Linked DNA regions of Homo sapiens: region 1 is linked to region 2. The links are chromatin contacts, found by POLR2A ChIA-PET in ENCODE. All regions are on one chromosome and are shown on one strand. Each heading gives the region's core, a stretch centred on a gene start or an enhancer-like site at or near the end of the contact. The rest is flanking DNA. Distances are from core to core; before and after follow the strand shown. Region 1 has its middle 18 kb from the start of GCNT3. Region 2 overlaps RNF111 (ring finger protein 111).

What was found. ChIA-PET counts read pairs that join two places held with the same protein, here RNA polymerase II (POLR2A).
Region 1: POLR2A ChIA-PET joins it to region 2 with 19 read pairs in activated naive CD4-positive, alpha-beta T cell. The contact joins two enhancer-like sites. POLR2A ChIA-PET finds 5 or more read pairs at or near these places in 3 of 52 experiments (OCI-LY7, activated CD4-positive, alpha-beta T cell and activated naive CD4-positive, alpha-beta T cell).

Annotation. Positions count from the first base shown.
Region 1 is chr15:59,591,937-59,595,899 of GRCh38, reverse strand. No RefSeq gene overlaps it. Among named protein-coding and RNA genes, the nearest start is that of GCNT3, 18 kb to the left of the region's middle. Within about 2 kb of position 1,304, at least 5 of the 41 ENCODE cell types and tissues checked have a DNase peak (open chromatin) inside an H3K27ac peak, as active enhancers do.
Region 2 is chr15:58,999,307-59,003,711 of GRCh38, reverse strand. All of the region lies in intron 1 of RNF111 (ring finger protein 111), which reads right to left. Among named protein-coding and RNA genes, the nearest start is that of RNF111, 14 kb to the right of the region's middle. Within about 2 kb of position 1,256, at least 2 of the 41 ENCODE cell types and tissues checked have a DNase peak (open chromatin) inside an H3K27ac peak, as active enhancers do.

The sequences.
Region 1 (3,963 bases), core at 55-2,554, 590 kb before region 2:
GCAAGAAGACATAAACTGTGGGAAGCTTGGGTTCCGGGAAGACATCCTGGAGGAAGTGGCATTTAGGCTAATACTTGATGGGTGAGCAGAGATCAGCCAGACAAACAACAGGAGAAGCAGGAACCACTGAGCTGAAGGTCCAACACAGTGGCCTGAGCCTCGAGTCACAATGCCTGGCCTTGTCTCAATGTGTGCTCAGGTATTTCTCTTGCCTTCCTTTTGGCTTCTGAAAATAACCAGGCTCTTTATCATCTCTGGACTTTGATTCAGGCTGCTCTCTCTGCCTCCTCAGCTTGCCTGCGACTTCCTCTAGGCAGCCTCCCATGACCCTTCCCTGGGTTGAACGCACCTCTTCCTAGTTTTTTTTTTTTTTTTTTAAAGAGCGCGTCACACTGCCACCCAGCTGGAATGCAATGGCGTGATCTCAGCTCACCTCACAGTGACCTCCACCTCTTGGGCTCAAGCATCCTCCTGCCTCAGCCCCCCAAATAGCTGGAAGTACAGATGTGTGCCACCATACCCAGTTAATTTTTTTATTTGTAGAGATGGGCTTTCACCATGTTGCCCAGGCTGCTCTCGAACTCCTGAGCTCAAGTGATCCACTCGCCTCCACCTCCCAAAGTGCTAGGATTGCAGGCCTGAGCCACCATGCCCAGCCCCTCTTCCTAGCTGTCATACCATCCTGAAATGCTTCCTCATCATACTATTTCCCACACTCTATACTTGGCTATGTTGTCAGTTCCTCCAGTACAAGGATTATGCTTCCTTGTTCACTTTTTAATCCCTAATATCTTACAAATAACAACAACTAAGATATACTGAGTCTAAGTATGTGCCAAATGCTGTTCCAAGCACCTAACATTTAGTTCTCACAACAAATCCTATAAGGCAGAGAGACACTGAGTAACTTATTCAAAGTTATAACAACTGGTAGGTGGCAGAGCCAGAATTTATACCCTGGCAGAGAAGCGCCAGGCCTACCTACTTCTCCACTCCAGTCCAGCTGCCCACACTGCAAGTAAAATAATTCCTAGTCAGGCTGGCCAACTCCTAGTACAATTCTAGATCAGGCTGGGCTACTTCCTGGCTGGGGAACTCCCTTGGATATAACCTTTCTCTTCCCTGTGCCTGTTTCTTCAACCATAAAGATAGATAAAGTGGATCCTAACTGGAAAAAGTAACTTGCCCAGAGTAACACTGATGAATTCATGCTCAGGGAATCCAGCTTCAAGGTCAGTTTGCTTAGCCTCACACTCATTGCCTGGGGAACACGTAACTGTTTGTGGAGTGTGTGATAAAGTGGTTGGATGGATGAGACTGCCCAGCTCCGAAGGAGGAAGGATCACTGAATTCTAAGACACATTTCATTCAGTACCCTAGTGACTCATGCTCTCCTTGTGAAGAAACTTACAGAAAAAAGCATGTCAACAGCAGTCAACATATTATTATTTTACAAAAACTCAATATTTTACCTGCTTTTTTGAAACTTTTTCTCTTGACAATATACTGAAAGTCATTCCATGGTAGTACATTGAAAGCTACATTTTTCTTTTTTTTCTTTTTTCATTTTTTTCAACACCCTGGACAACACACTAAAACTACCTTGTTTTTAAAGGCCACAGATTACCTCTTCAGTTATGCTTGAGTTACAGTATATTTAAATAATCGTGTTTTTAACAAAAAGTAGTTATTTACAATGCATTTCTAATTACAAAAATAGCTGTATTAAAATACACACATATATTGAAAGCTGTGTCAACATTTAAATTTTATAAAATACATGTGTATATATATTTGTGCAGCTATTTTTATAGAATTATTAGAAGTATAATTTCTGGGTCACAGCTTTAAAAGTGTTTGATACTTCTCAAAAGGTTTTATCCACTTAATACAAAAGTACCTGTTGGGTGGGCATGGTGGCTCACACCTGTAATCCTAGCACTTTGGGAGGCAGAGGTGGGAGTGGTGGTATGCAACTGTAATCCCAGCTACTTGGGGGGCTGAGGCGGGAAGATCACTTGAGCCCAGGAGGTCAAGGCTGCAGTAAGCTGAGATTGTATCCCTGCACTCCAACCTGGGTGACAGGCTCTCTCAAAAAAAAAAAAAAAAAAGATAATGTTTAAGAAATAAATAAAATAAAGTACCTGTTTACCCCTTGTCATCATCTGGTATCATCTGGTACTTTTGTCTTTCCACAATCAATAAATTAAATAATGACATCTTACTGTAGTTTTAATCTGTTTCTTTGATTAGTAGTAAGCTTGAGCATTTTTTCATAGTTTGGGGGACCATTTGCATTTCTTATTTTTTTCTTTTTTAGAGACAGGGTCTCACCTTGCCACTCAGGCTGGAGTGCAATGGCAAGATCACGGCTCACTGCAGCCTTGCCCTCCTGGGCTCAAGCCATCCTTCCTCCTCAGCCTCCTGAGTACCTGGGACTACAGGTGGATGCCACCCCACCCAGCTAATTAAAAAAAAAAAAAAAAAAAAAAAAACGTGTAAAGGTGAGGTCTTGCTATGTTACCCAGGATGGTCTAGAACTCTTGGCTTCAAGCAATCCTCCCACCTTGGCCTCTTAAATTTCTTTACTATTAACTTTTTTCTCCATATTTTCCTATTGGAGTGTTAGCTGATTTTTATTAATCTGTGAGAGTTCTTTCAGCTTAATGTCTATTCCCTCTTTGTTCTGGTTTTGTAGACATTGTATCCTAGTGTACTGTTCAACTTTGACTACGTTTTATGGGGTTCTTTCCTAGGGGCAACAGTTAATATACAGAAGATTGCATTGATTTTGTGTAGCCAAATTTATCCACACTTTCCTTTTGGCTTCTGAGCTTCAATATAATGCTTAGAAAACCCATTTCCATTCCAGAGTCATATACATATTCACTCACATTTTCTTTTAACAATTTTTATGATTTTTTAATACTTAAATTCTGGATCCACCCAGAATATATTTTGATGTATGAAATGAAGTAGGAAAGGCAATGATCATGCTAGAACTAAACAGCTGTGCTTTGAAATAAAGCTTTGTGGTAGGGCGCAGTAGCTCATGCTAGTAATCTCAGCACTTTGGGAGGCTGAGGTGGGTGGATCCCTTGAGGCCAGAAGTTTGAGACCAGCCTGGGCAACACGGTAAAACCCTGTCTCTACAAAAAAAAAAAAAAAAAAAAAAAAAAAACTAAAAAATTAGCCAGGTGGGGTGGCATATGCCTATTGTCCTGACTATTTGGGAGGCTGAGATAGGAGGATCGCTTGAGCCTGAGAGGTCAAGGCTGCAGTGAGCTGTGATTATGCCACTGCACTCCAGTCTGGGCAACAGAGTGAGACCTTGTCTCATTTAGGAAAAAATAAAAAAAGGCTAGGCTCGGTGGCTCGCGCCTGTAATCCCAGCACTTTGGAAGGCCAAGGCGGGTGGATCATGAGGTCAGGCATTCGAGACCAGCCCTGGCCAACACAGTGAAACCCCGTATCTACTAAAAATACAAAAGATTAGCCAGGCGTGCTGGCACGCTCTTGTAATCCCAGCTACTCAAGAGGCTGAGAAAGGAGAATCACTTGAACCTGGGAGGCGGAGGTTGCAGTGAGTCGAGATTATGCCACTGCACTCCTTCCTGGTCAACAGTGTGAGACTCCATCTCAAAAAAAAAAAAAAAAAAGAAAGAAAGAGAAAAAAGAAAAAGAAAGAAAGCTTTTGGCCTTTTAGCTTGGCACTTCCAAAAAATGCCAAATACCAATAGCGGAGAGAGTGATGCAGACCTAAGGAAACAGAGCTGCCCTGACATGCCACTGAGTTCCGAAAATACATTTGTTTTTGGATAATGTAAAACACCAGTCACTGATTTTGAATAACCGCACACTGCCAGTGATTTTGTAGAGGAAAGTTATGTAATTCATTTGAAAAAGGAAGCAAACAACCCAATCTTAATTGATATAAACATGGAATTTTATTACCTCTAACGG
Region 2 (4,405 bases), core at 7-2,506:
TAAGAAAATACGCCACGTGCAGTGGCTCACACCTGTAATTCCAGCAGTTTGGGAGGCTGAGGCAGGCAGATCGCTTGAGCTCAGGAGTTCAAGACCAGCCTGGGCAACACGGCAAAACCCTGTCTCTACAAAAAATTTTAAAAAAATTAGCTGGGTGTGGTAGCACGCACCTGTAGTCCCAGCTACTGGAGAGGCTGAGGTGGGAGGATGGTTTGAGCCTAGGAGGTGGAGGTTGCAGTAAGCAGGGATCATGCCACTGCACTCCAGTCTGAGCAACAGAGCCAGACTCTGTCTCAAAAAAGAAAAAGGCCGGGTGTGGCGGCTCACACCTGTAATCCCATAACTTTGGGAGGTCAAGGTGGGCAGATGGCTTGAGCTCAGGAGTTCCAGACCAGCCTGGGCCACAGGGCAAAAGCATGTCTCTACAAAAACTTAGCTGGGTGTGGTGGTACATGCCTGTCCCAGCTACTCAGGAGGCTGAGGTGGGAGGATCGCTTGAGCCCAGGAGGCAGAGGTTGCAGTGAGCTGACATTGAGCCACTGCACTCCAGCCTGCGAAACTGAGTGAGACCTTGTCTCGAAAAAAGAAAAAAGAAAATTAAACAGGCAGTAGGATCACTTGAGGCCAGGAGTTCAAGGCTGCAGTAAGCTTTAATAGCACCTGTGAATAGCCAACTGCAATCCCGCGCTGGCAACATAATGAGATCTTATCACAAAAAAGGAAGAAAGAAAACAAAACAAATGTAAAGGTTGACCATCAACAGGATCCTCTCTAAGAAGCTAAAGACATGAATCATGACAAGAAACTAGCCACTAGTCAGTCAAGCCACACAATTCTAGAGGAAGAGTATTCCTGGGAGAGAAAAAATAGGAAAGACTATGTGACAGGAATATGCCTAACAGGTGCAAAGAACTAAAAGAAGGGAAGTGGAAGGAAAGGGAAATGGCACACAATGACATCAGAAGTAGTCAGGGCCAGATCAGGTAGAGCCTGTAGGGAACTGTGTGCCACATTTTTATTTCATTTTATCTTTACTAAGAACTATAGGGAACTGAAGATTACAGAAGTGACTTGCCTAAGACCTGATAGCAAAGCCTGGATCTAAATGACTATCTAAGTTGTTGAGTTTGGTCACTCTCTCTCTTTTTTTTTTTTTAATTAAATGCACAGTTATGAGGGCTTTCACTCAGAACTTCAGTTCCCATGACTACTTTTACATAAGATTATTACATATGTTACTCAACCGTACTTCCCGTATTTACCATGCAGATTTTCAGGAACTTGTCCCTCACATAAGAATGTTCTAATAAAGCATGGTAACTGCTACAAATAACAAAGTACCAAATACCATGGGAAAACGGAAGGGACAGCTATTAATTCTAAAGGAAAAACCTGAAAGAAGTTTAAGAGTTGATCTTTAAAAGTAAAATTTCAAGTGGAGAATAAGGATAAGGATACATCAGAGAAATGGCGGGAAGATAGTCAAGAAAATAGAATGGTGAGTTTTAACCAACACTATACAGTAGTCTCCCCTTAACCACAATTTACTGTCTACGGTTTCAGTTACCTATGGTCAACCATGGTCCAAAAATATTAAAGAAAAAACTCTAGAAATAAACAGCTCACAAGCTTTAACCGCTTATGAATGCCTACACAGTGCCCATGTCATTAACCTCATTTCGCCATTTTATCATCATTTTCCGTCATCACAAGAAAGGTGAGTACAATATTTTGAGAGATGACATTCACACAATTTTTATTAAATATAGTTATAAATTTTTTTATTAGTTATTGCTATTAATGTCTTACTCTGCCCAATGTATAAATTAAACTTTATAATAGGTATGCATGTTGTGGCTGTTAAGCATCTACTGGGGGTCTTGGACTGTATCCCTCATGGATAAGGGAGGACTACTGTACTTAGTTCTTTAAACATGATTTCATAAAAAATAAAATAAAATCCCATGATAATGTATGTTTTGTAGGTGTTCTGTAACAAATCTTATATCACATGATTTTCTTCACTTAATAAAAGTATTAAGTATTTTCTATTAAAGAACCTAGCTGTCAAAATAGACTTAGTCTTCCTAAAGTGAACCTATTCGCCAAATGTGGAGAGCCCATTTCCATGTCACTAATATAACTTTTTCCTGGTAAAACTGTCATGATTATCAAAAGCAAAAGTTCACATTTTTTAAAAACATGGTAAGTTATACAAGACCTTTATTTCAAATCTCCCTCCAATCCCCACTAAACTGATAGTAAAAAGAATTTTTTTTTAATCAACAACAAAAATAGGAACTAATAGCAGGCAAAGTAGAGATGGCAATAGAATCCTGTTACCTGATTGACAGGAAATCCAGAAAAGAGAAGAGAGGTAAAAAATGGCTAAGAAGTTATCAAAGGCAATGTAAATATTTCATATAACTGAAGAACATGAACCCTTCATACCTCTGTTCTCAGAGACCACCATTCTCCTCCTCACCTACTCCACTAAAGCCCCAGTAGTTTCTAGGCTATTTCTCAAGCAGGTCAACCATGCTATGGCTAGTCACGCTGCCTTGAATGCTCTTCCCCCAGATAACCACGAGGCTCACTCATTCACTTCCTTTACATCTGTGTTCAAATGTTTCCTTATCCATGATACCTTCCCTGACCACCTCACATTAGTAGTTAATACCAACATTAAAATTTTTGTGGAAAGGCAAAAAAATAAAAAGTTAACCCCACCCTCTATCTTCCTTTTCCAGCTCACTTATTTCCACAATGACCATCTACAACTTTGTTTCCCCACCAGAGCAGATTTCGTTTTGATCACTACTATGTGCCCAAAAGCTTAGAACACATATTTGGCATTCAATAGGCATTTGCTGAATTGTTCTTTAAAATAATCAAAAATTCTGACATAACTGAAAGATGGGATGAAAGGAGAATAGTGGGCTCATCTACCATCAAAAATTGGTTAATTCTCTGCAGCAGCAGTTATCTTTTTTTTTTTTTTTTGAGACGGAGTTCAGCTCTGTCACCCAGGATGGAGCGGAGTGGTGCCATCTTGGCTCACTGAAACATCTGCCTCCCAGTTCAAGCAATTCTCGTGCCTCAGCCTCCCGAATAGCTAGGATTATAGGCGCCCGCCACCATACCTGGCTGTTTTGTATTTTTCGTAGAGACAGGGTTTCCCCAAGTTGGCCAGGCTGGTCTCAAATTCCTGACCTCAGGTGATCCGCCTGCCTCGGCCTCCCAAAGTGCTGCAATTACAGATGTGAGCCACCAGGCCCGGTCCTGAGGTCCTTCATAATCTTAAAAATGGGCCGGGTGCCTAGCAGTTTGAGATCAGCCTGGACAACATGGTGAAACCCGTCTCTACTAAAAATAGAAAAATGAGCCAAGTGTGGTGGTACATGCCTGTAGTCCCAGCTACTTGGGAGGCTGAAGTGGGAGGACTGCCTGAGCCCAGGAGGCAGAGAATGTAGTGAACTAAGATCTCACCACTGCACTCTAGCCTGGGTAACAGAGAGAGACCCTGTCTCAAAAAAAAAAAAAAAAAAGGGAAAAAAAAAATCACTGGAAGATCTGAAAAAGCTTTTATTATATGGGTTATATCTACTGATACTTATTGATATGGTCTGGATCTGTGTCCTCAACCAAATCTCAGGTCAAAGTGTAATTCCCATTGTTGGAGGTGGGGCCTGCCTGGAGGTGACTGGATTATCTGGGCAATTTCTAATGGTTCAGCACCATCCCTTTGGTGCTGTTCTCATTATGGAGTTCTCATGAGATGTGGTTTTTTAAAATTGTGTGGCACTTCCCCCTTCTCTCCTGCTCCTGCCATGTAAGACACCTACTCTTGCTTTGCCCTCTACCATGAGTAAAAGCTCAGAGGCCTCCCCAGAAGCAGATGCTGCCACGCTTCCTATAAAACCTATGGAACCTTGAGCCAATTAAACCCCTTTTCTTTATAAATTACCCAGTCTCAGTTATTTATAGCAGTGTGAGAACGAACTAATACCCTTACCCTATTAGAAAGTAAAACTCATAAATGCTTTAAAATGTATTATTTTAAAACTGCAGTAATAGGCCGGGCACAGTGGCTGACACCTGTAATCCCAGCACTTGAGGAGGCTGAGGTGGGCGGATCACCTGAGGTCAGGAGTTCGAGACCAGCCTGGGAAACATAGTGAAACCCTGTCTCTACTAAAAATACAAAAATTAGCCGGGTGTGATGGTGCATGCCTGTAATCCCAGCTACTCGGGAGGCTGAGGCAGCAGAATTGCTTGAACCTGGGGGGCGGAGATTGCAGTGAACTGAGATTGCACCACTGCACTCCAGCCTGGGTGACAGTGTGACTCCGTCTCAAAAACAAACAAACCCCACTGCAAACCCATTATATCTAATATAAGTAAC